2 separate regions of the Homo sapiens genome follow, and region 2 is linked to region 1. Evidence: read pairs that join two places in POLR2A ChIA-PET (ENCODE). Cell type or tissue: OCI-LY7. All regions are shown on one strand. Each heading gives the region's core, and the rest is flanking DNA. Links, peaks and the distances in the headings are about the cores only. Region 1 overlaps FGD4 (FYVE, RhoGEF and PH domain containing 4). Region 2 overlaps FGD4 (FYVE, RhoGEF and PH domain containing 4).

Region 1 (4,401 bases), core at 336-4,335:
TGTTCTCTATTATGCATATTAGATTTCCTTCTCTTCTGGTTGACATGGTGATATTAAGACCACTGACTCTGCTTCAGAGAAAATAAAATTTCTACCAGGAAATTCAGTATAATTGAATCAAAGAATGCAATTTAAGGAATTATCATTTGGTTAAGAAACAAAGAGTTTCATTTTTTATAGAATCCAAATATCTCAAAGAGAACTCAGAGATTTTTTTAAGCCTTAATTATTGAAAACAAGCTATTTTTAAAAAACCCAATCAACTTTCTATTGAGTAAAAAAAACCCAAAAAATTCTTAATCCAATTCATTATTAAATAATATTGATTAGAAACCACATTTGGGCCAGGTGCGGTGGCTCATGCCTGTAATCCCAGCACTCTGGGAGGCCAAGGCGGGTGGATCACCTGAGGTCAGGAGTTCAAGACCAGCCTGGCCAACATGGTAAAACCCCGTCTCTACTAAAAATACAAAAATTAGCCAGATGTGGTGGTGGGCGCCTGTAATCCTAGCTACTCAGGAGGGTGAGACAGGAGAATCACCTGAACCCAGGATGGGGGGAGGTTGCAGTGAGCTGAGATCGCACCATTGCACTCCAGCCTGGGCAACAAGAGTGAAACTCCATCTCAAAAAAAAAAAAAAAAAAAAAAAAAACAAAACCCAACAAAGAAACCACATTTCTGCTTTATTTTCTGTTGCTCTCCTTAAAATTTATCTTGGTAAAACAGATTTTGGAAAATATCAAGAGTTCCAAGTATTGTCTCAACAGTTCTTTCAGAGCCAATACCAAAACAGAAATTAAATGACGCTAGGAATTTGAGACCAGCCTGGGCAACATAAGACCCTGCCTTTACTTAAAAAAAATAAAAATTAGCTGGGCATGGTGGTGCGCGCTTGTGGTCCCAGCTACTGGGGAGGTTGAGGTGAGAGGATCTCTTGAGCCCAGGAGGTTGAGGAAGCAGTGAGCTATAATCACACCACTGCACTCCAGCCTGGTCAACAGAGGGAGACCTTGCAACTCTGAGAAAAGAAAAAAAAAGGCAGGGGTGGTCCTCATCAGACATACTTCTGCTAAAATGGTTTATCAGCGAGATTAAGCATTGTTTAGTAAAATATAACAAGAATTTAGAAGGCAAAAGTAATGAAAGATTGACAGATTATTATTAAAATTATAAAAAGGCTGGGTGCAGTGGCTCACGTAATCTCAACACTTTGCGAGGCTGAGGCAGGCAGATCACTTAAGCCCAGGAGTTTGAGACCAGGTAGGCAGCCATGGCAAAATCCTGTCTCTTCAAAAAAATACAAAAAACATTAACTGGGTGTGGTGGCATACATCTGTAGTCCCAGCTACTTAGAAGGCCGAGGTGCGAGGATGGCTTAAACCTGGGAGTTTGAGGCCACAGTGAGCCGTGATCACACCATTGCGCTGCACTCCAAAATGAGTGACAGAGCGAGACACCATCTCAAAATAAATAAAATTATAAACAGAAGAAATACAGTTGAAACCTTTACATGTGTAAGCTTATCTATCTTCTTGGAAAAAAGTATGTGAAATAGGCAAAGTATATCCCTAAAATCCACAACACATCATGCAACCACTTGGCCTTTCAGGGGGAAAATCTGGATGCTTTTTCACAGTGATACTAAGAATGGCTTAAAGGCCACCTTTGAGCCTACTAAAGGCCACCTCCCGGGGTCTAGTGAAGGATGGCTGTACAGGCCCCAACAGTGCAGAGCCACAGCTCAACTACAAACTAGAGGAAGAAACTAATGTAATTGTAAATTGAGACCCTGAGACATCATCAATTTATAAGAGAAAGCAGCAACAATACTACACAAAGGGGGCAGTTAATGGGTTAAATGAGAAAACAAATTACGTTGAGTCTTTTTAAAAAGGTCATCACCATTACACATTAAAATATGAAAAATGTTTGACAGTCTATTTAGAAATAAAACATGTCTTACCTAAATATTAATTTGAATGAAAACTAGGCACTTAATTTCTAGACAGCAAACTTTCAGGGTATGGTAGGTTTCGCAAGTGTCATGTTTACAGAGAATATCTCCCACGAATGTGCCAAAATGCGTGCAATAAGAGATCAACTGTGCATCTATTTTTAAAATAAGTTCATCAAAGTCATGATTACACATCTTTTGCCAGAGGCAATTAGATCAACATTTCAGAACATTGTTTATTAAAACAAGTCTCTAAATTTCAGCCACTATCACAAAGCATGAAAACATGGTGAAGGACACAGAGAACATTTACATTTTTAAACATTTGTTTAAAAAAACAAAAAGGCAATGACAAATACATAGAGATCATACGTGGCTGCAAGGCTAAAAATACTATTAATAATTATTTGGCCCTTTACAGGAAAAAAATGTACGGACCACTGGTATAGGTTAAACAAATCATGGTAAAAGAAGTTTGCCTAAAAGAAGCACCCTTTCATTAAACACTTCATCTGCTAACATCTTGGATAATAGCAACAAAAACTGAAACTTTTTGTTTGTTTATGACTGACTTAGCCTACTCATATTTGGAAACAGTCCTTATTTGGGTGTCAGTTGCCTAACAGGGAATTGAAACCAAAATTGTAACCAGATGGTCTCTCATTCAAGAAGTTTTACATTAACTCTAGAGGTTCTTTGATTGCAAATTACAATATCAAGAAGAACCAGTAGGGCTGATTTATAATTATAAACAGTTACCTTAGAAACAGCCATAACAAATTACAGTATGTTAGTTAGCATGGGGAAGGAGAGGTATCCGATTTAAATACTATCTCCTCTTGAGGACTGGTCATCTTTTTAACCACTTTTTAGTATTAACCCATTTTGTACTCTGACCTTGGGTTGCTGACCTATGCTTGCTGGGTTGTATCTCCTATAGGAATCCCTAGACATACGCCAACCTCAAATATTCTCAATTAGCCTCACTGTTGACTGATATAGCTCCCTCGTTCCAACTGCAGAGGTTGCCACTATGGCTTAACTTTCCTTTATCTGTCTTTTTTGGCATTTAAACAGTCATGCGCTAAGTCACACTTTTGTGTGGTAGATATGCCCTACGATTGGTTAGGGTGACTTTTGGCTACTATTTGCTAGACTCTGTTATAGGCTGTTATATTACATTTTACCAAATCATTCTTGAATTATTGTTTCGCATTTTAAGTTTGGACCCTCTCTTTGGCTATCCATTGCAAAATCCACTCAGTTCTCTGATTCTTCGAGCCTGACCTCTTACCACAGTGTCCATGAGCTCAGATCACAGCTTTATACGGTCTTGCTTATACTGTCTCATCCATCCATGCACTGGGTCTCTAGCCCAGGAGATCTCAATGGGGTCCACCCTTTGGGACAAGCATCTCTTGGATTTAAGAGGGAAGACACAGTTTTCTAGGGTAGACGATCTTTATGGGAGCATATTGTCCATAAGGATAAACATACTTTAAAAAACCAAAAACCACTTTATTTGCATTTAGTTTTCACTGTCTCCTTAGTGTACTACAACCTGTGAGAATTACTTAGATTTGTCTTGCATGACTTTTGGCACCATAGCACTTTTGAAGAACATGGTCAGGTATTTTGTGGAATGTCCCTCAAATTGGGTTTCTGTTATTTTCTCATTATGAGACTGTGGTTATGGGTTTGGGGTAAGAATATCACAGAGGCAATGCACCCATCTCACTTTATTATATTAATATCACTGCATGATAGCAATATGATTATCATGTGATGTTAACCCTGGTCGGCTGATGAGGTGGCATCTACCAGGTTTCTCTACTGTAAAACATTATTATAAAACATTTTTCAACAGTCTTCTATCATAACTCCCAAAACTCCCCCATTTGTCCCATAGATTGCAGATTACATCTCCCATATGCTAGCTAAAACACCTAGATTAAGAGATCAATTGCCTTTTTTAAAAAAAAGACATTAAGGTTATAAAACTCATAGTTTACAACTCTCTTGCTATGGGGAACAAATCCATAGCCAGGAAATTTATTTGAGTGTTATTTCAAACAGCTCCCCAAACTTCTAAACCTGAATAATAAATTTTCTAGAAACATAATTATCAAGCCACAAAGGTTCTTCAAAAAGAAAATCTGATGAAGAGTTAAAGAAAGTTCCTTGGACCTAGGAACTGCATGCACTTCTAGGACTCTAATCTACAGTAATAGCCCTGTACATGTAAAGGTAAATATAACACTATAGAACATATGCAGCAGACTGGGAATATTTCCAAAATATAAATAATTGAGAGGTCTCCAAGACATTATTAAACTGTAGAATATGTATAATATCTCAGTTTTTAAAAAGAATAAGTTATAGACAAATGTATAGAAATGTACTGAAAGAGAGGGAAGATAGCACACCAAATGTAACTTTGGGAATT
Region 2 (4,401 bases), core at 203-4,202, 75 kb after region 1:
TGACCTCATCTATTGTATACTTTGCATAGTGAAAAAATCCAAATGTTTTAACCTGAGATATTTCAGAAATGGCAATTGCAAAACAATACTCACAGCCCCCCATAAAAGATTCTTTTCATAACATCCAGCAATCTTCTGATTAACCTATTTCCTGCTTCTGGAGCAAGGATTTGGATCCATAATTTGTTGGTAGAAACTATAGGCATTCTGTATTTAGACACTAGACACATACACATCTAGTGTTCAACATGATAAAGAACTAACTAATGGGAAGTACAGAGTTCTGTTTCATAAGTCTTCTTCTGGCAGTGATGCAGGCTCAAGGAACTACGCAAGCAACGCATTTCAAAATTCCACGAAGGTGTTTCAAAATGTACTGAGAGAGCTCTAGAATACCGGGGGTGGACTAGGAAGTATGATGCCAAATACATGTAACTTTATTACATTTATGGCATTTAGGCTTATAACAAACTTCCCTTTAAAAATAGGTCTTGGTCAGGCGCAGTGGCTCACACTTGTAATCCCAGCACTCTGGGAGGCCTAGGCGGGTGGGTCACGAGGTCAAGAAATCGAGACCATCCTGGCTAACATGGTGAAACCTCGTCTCTACTGAAAATACAAAAAAAAAATTAGCCAGGCGTGGTGGCAGGCGCCTGTAGTCCCAGCTGCTCGGGAGGCTGAGGCAAGAGAATAGCGTGAACCTGGGAGGCGGAGCTTGCAGTGAGCCCAGATCCCGCCACTGCACTCCAGCCTGGGCAACAGGGCGAGTCTCTGTCTCAAAAAAAAAAAAAAAAAAAAAATTGGTCTTAAAAGATCTGAGGATTCTTTTTGACAGACATCAGAAAATTGTAAGAAATACTGCAAGCAATGCTGAATAGTGAAACTGTGTATAAGCTCTCCATATTCCCAAAAGCAAAAAAGGGCCTTCCATTTTTTTCCAGGAATGGTTATGCGGGTTACCTAGCAATCCCAAGTAATTTCTATATAAAAACAAGTCAGGTTTTTAAAAGAGGAAGGCACTGATTGATAGGCAAATTTCTCATCCTTGTTATGCCTATAAAGTAAAATTATGGATTAAAATGAATGTTTTATGTTTGAGGCCAGAAATTAGAGACCAACCTAGGCAACATGGTGAGACCCCATCTCTACAAAAATAAATTTTAAAAAATTAGCTGGGTGTTATGGCATGTGCCTGTCATCCCAGCTACTCAACAGGCTGAGGCAGGAGGATCACTTGAGCATAGAAGGTTGACGTTACATAGTGAGCTACTATCATACCACCATACCTCAGTCTGGGCGACAGAGTGAGGCGCCATTTCTTAAAAAATAAGATGGGATTTTTTATTTTTATTTTGTTTTTTTTCTGAGACAGAGTATCCCTCTGTCACCCTGGCTGGAGTGTAGTGGTGTGATCTTGGCTCACTGCAACCTCTGCCTCCCAGGTTCAAGCTATTCTCCTGCCTCAGCCTCCCAAGTAGCTTGGATTACAGGTGCCCACCAGCACGTCTGGCTAATTTTTGTATTTTTAGTAGAGGTGGGGTTTCACCATGTTGGCCAGGCTGGTCTTGAACTCCTGACCTCAGGTAATCCACCCACCTCGGCCTCCGAAAATGCTGGGATTACAGGCATGAGTGACTGCACCCAGCCTAAAAAGGGGTATTTTAGTTAATTTATCACATAACAGATGTTTTAAAACACCTAAACATTAATCATGATGTAAATTCAACATTTACATAACACAAATGTCCCTTTTCATGTGATAGTCAGATGTTGTAGTCAGAATCAAACCATAATACCTAGACTCAGCTCAACTTTGTAACATCACTTCTTAAAATTATTATGTTTCTATGTTATATGGAATAGCAAACTAAAAATTGTATGTTACCTTAAAGCACTTTGAGAGTAGGTGAGGACATTTTGATGGGTATAGTAAAACACACACCTGATGCAGCTTATGAACCAACAAGTGGAAGCATGAAGAAAACTACTTGGAGAAATACACACTAACATCATAAAGTCTTAAGACATTTAGAAATCCTCCCATTGCATGGATAAGAAAATTGAGGCCAAGACTGACAAGGCAGTCAAGATAAAGCCATACTATATGAGGCAGACAAGATATGCACACTTCAGAGCTCCCAACGGATTTTTTTTGGTGTAATTTCCAAGGTATTATACATCCAAATAATTAACTCTTTCTTGAACACACCATCATCTAGTATAATACTGTAATGCAGTGGTGATTTTGAGAGCTAGTAACCTACCTCCAACAATCACTTGCTGTCAATAAATGTTATTTTCATAAACTTTAAAAGCTGATCTTTATGAAGTGAAAGGTATAGTAATACACAGTATGTTCATATACTGTGGTGGTGTCCATCTGAGGGCTAATGCTTTCCAAACCTCACCAATTCCAGCCATCATCCTCATCCAGGTCAGCTAAGGGCTGGGTGTGTCCTCTACAGTCAGGATAGGTTTTACACAGGAAGTGCTGGCACTTACACAGGCTGGAGTGAAGATGTCAAATGAGGATGTCAGCATTTTTGGTTCCCTCTCTCTAGCTCAGAAAAGTACTGCAGGAAACTTCAAACTGACCATATGCCAATGAGTTATGGGCTAAAACTGGAACTGTCCTGCACTGCTACTGTGAACCAGGGCCAGAAGGATCCTCATGAGTATGCTGGCCTTTGTTCTTGACCTCTTTTTTCAATGTTTTGGCAGTTTGGAGGGCAAAGAAAAAGAAAAGTTATATGGAATATTTTCTGATGATTTGGCATTGTACATTGTAGATTTTTATGTATCTTTACAATCAACTAAACCTTTCACTATTCATTCAGAGATTATATGGATCTAGCCGTAGAAAAATGTTGCAGGGATTACACTGAAATAAAATTGCACCCATAGATGTGTGATTGTGCTATTTTTCTGAGTTCTCTGCACAGATTCTCTGCCTTGTAGATTTTACAAAATACAGATTTATCCCTACTGGCTTTAAATCAAGTGATCCTGATCAATTTACTCACACATGCTTGAATTTCAGAATGGCTATAGGAACTGCAATTTTAACCAATTCGTTACAAGCTAAAATTAGTATTCTACCCACACACACACACAAAAATTATCATGTGGCTAAAAATAAAGCTTCATAAAAGGAGAATACACTAAGCTATTTATATTTTCCTAACACCATCATTATATTCCGTATCTTGATAAAATTATCAGTAATTATAGCTGTATACTTAACTTGCTATGTGCTCTCCTCATAACAACCTCAACAAAAAGTCATTAATAGGTGTTGAAACTGAGAACATCTATACATCATCTATAACTGAGAAAGTAACTTTCCAGATAGTAAACGGCAGGTCTGGAATGCAAATCCTGAACTATTTAACTTCAAAACGTGATTTCTAAAGTGCAGAACGTCTGCTTATCCTCCCAAAGTTTGTCAAAATTATTAACGTGGGATGAAATAAAAATTTTTACCCTATGTCTTCGTTTTCTTGTATTCTCCCCCCAAACTCAAAACTTAAAAATTTTTATGCCTGGTAAAGTTCCTCTTTCTACCTCATGGGATTCTTTGCATAACTAAATTCCTGGAAACTCTGTATTTAATCTACTTGTAAGCAAATCATTTTATATATAATCTGGAATAGTGGGATCATTTTAGAGTAACATATCTTGCAGTCCTACAGTCCGCTCAGCAATAGTTGCTTTTATCTTAATTTGCTTATTCGCTGTACAAATGAGAAGAACATATGTGTAACTTCCTCAAGGTCACTTCGAGCCAGAAATAGAATTTTGGTTTAAGGTCTGGTTGCTAAACCACACTTCCTCTTCAATGGTAAGCTACCATTGGTAAGCTGGTCACTAAGAAATAGAAAACAAGAAGCATGGGATATTCAAAATACTTTTCATGCCAGAATTTCTCTTTTCCCTACCCATCTGTCTCTGTTTTTCCCATCTCCTAAATATGCTATATTGTGATTATGGAAAAAGACAGCAACTGCTTTGGCAGATAAGGAAAAACACCTTATTCCTATTTCAAACATGAAGCAAATATTTCATTTCCTTTGTTTATTAAAATATATAATGTGGCCTTGAAAGTCACGGCACTTTTTTAAAAAATGCTTAATTTATCCATTCTATTTAATTTTACTGGTATAGACAATTACTTTGATTTGTAAATTTGAGACTGTTCTCTAAGAAATGTGTAGGTACCAAGACATGTGACAACTGGCACTACTATAGAGGGTTTTATTTAAAGCAGACTGCCCAATTGAACTTTATGCAATAATGAAAATGTTCTATAATTGTGCTATATAATAAGGTGGCCACATGAGCACTTGAAACATGGGTTCGTGTGATCAAGGAACTGAAATTATTTCAATTAACTTAGATGTT

What was found. Peaks named below come from ENCODE experiments on the same cell type or tissue, not always from the same donor. Only the 100,000 strongest peaks of a DNase experiment are listed, where the experiment ranks them.
Region 2: POLR2A ChIA-PET joins it to region 1 with 6 read pairs; 7 of 35 experiments call an interaction of 5 or more read pairs at or near these places.

Annotation. Positions count from the first base shown.
Region 1 is chr12:32,557,328-32,561,728 of GRCh38, reverse strand. The region is part of intron 1 of FGD4 (FYVE, RhoGEF and PH domain containing 4); the gene reads right to left. Among named protein-coding and RNA genes, the nearest start is that of DNM1L, 120 kb to the left of the region's middle. In OCI-LY7, for the core only: CTCF peaks have their summits at 821, 1,021 and 2,678; DNase peaks (open chromatin) are centred at 998 and 2,598; H3K4me3 peaks cover 2,254 bases; H3K27ac peaks cover 3,760 bases.
Region 2 is chr12:32,481,836-32,486,236 of GRCh38, reverse strand. All of the region lies in intron 1 of FGD4 (FYVE, RhoGEF and PH domain containing 4), which reads right to left. Among named protein-coding and RNA genes, the nearest start is that of FGD4, 84 kb to the right of the region's middle. RefSeq lists a silencer at 3,723-3,882. In OCI-LY7, for the core only: no CTCF peak of the experiment used is centred there; DNase peaks (open chromatin) are centred at 2,536 and 3,786; H3K4me3 peaks cover 2,248 bases; H3K27ac peaks cover 2,619 bases.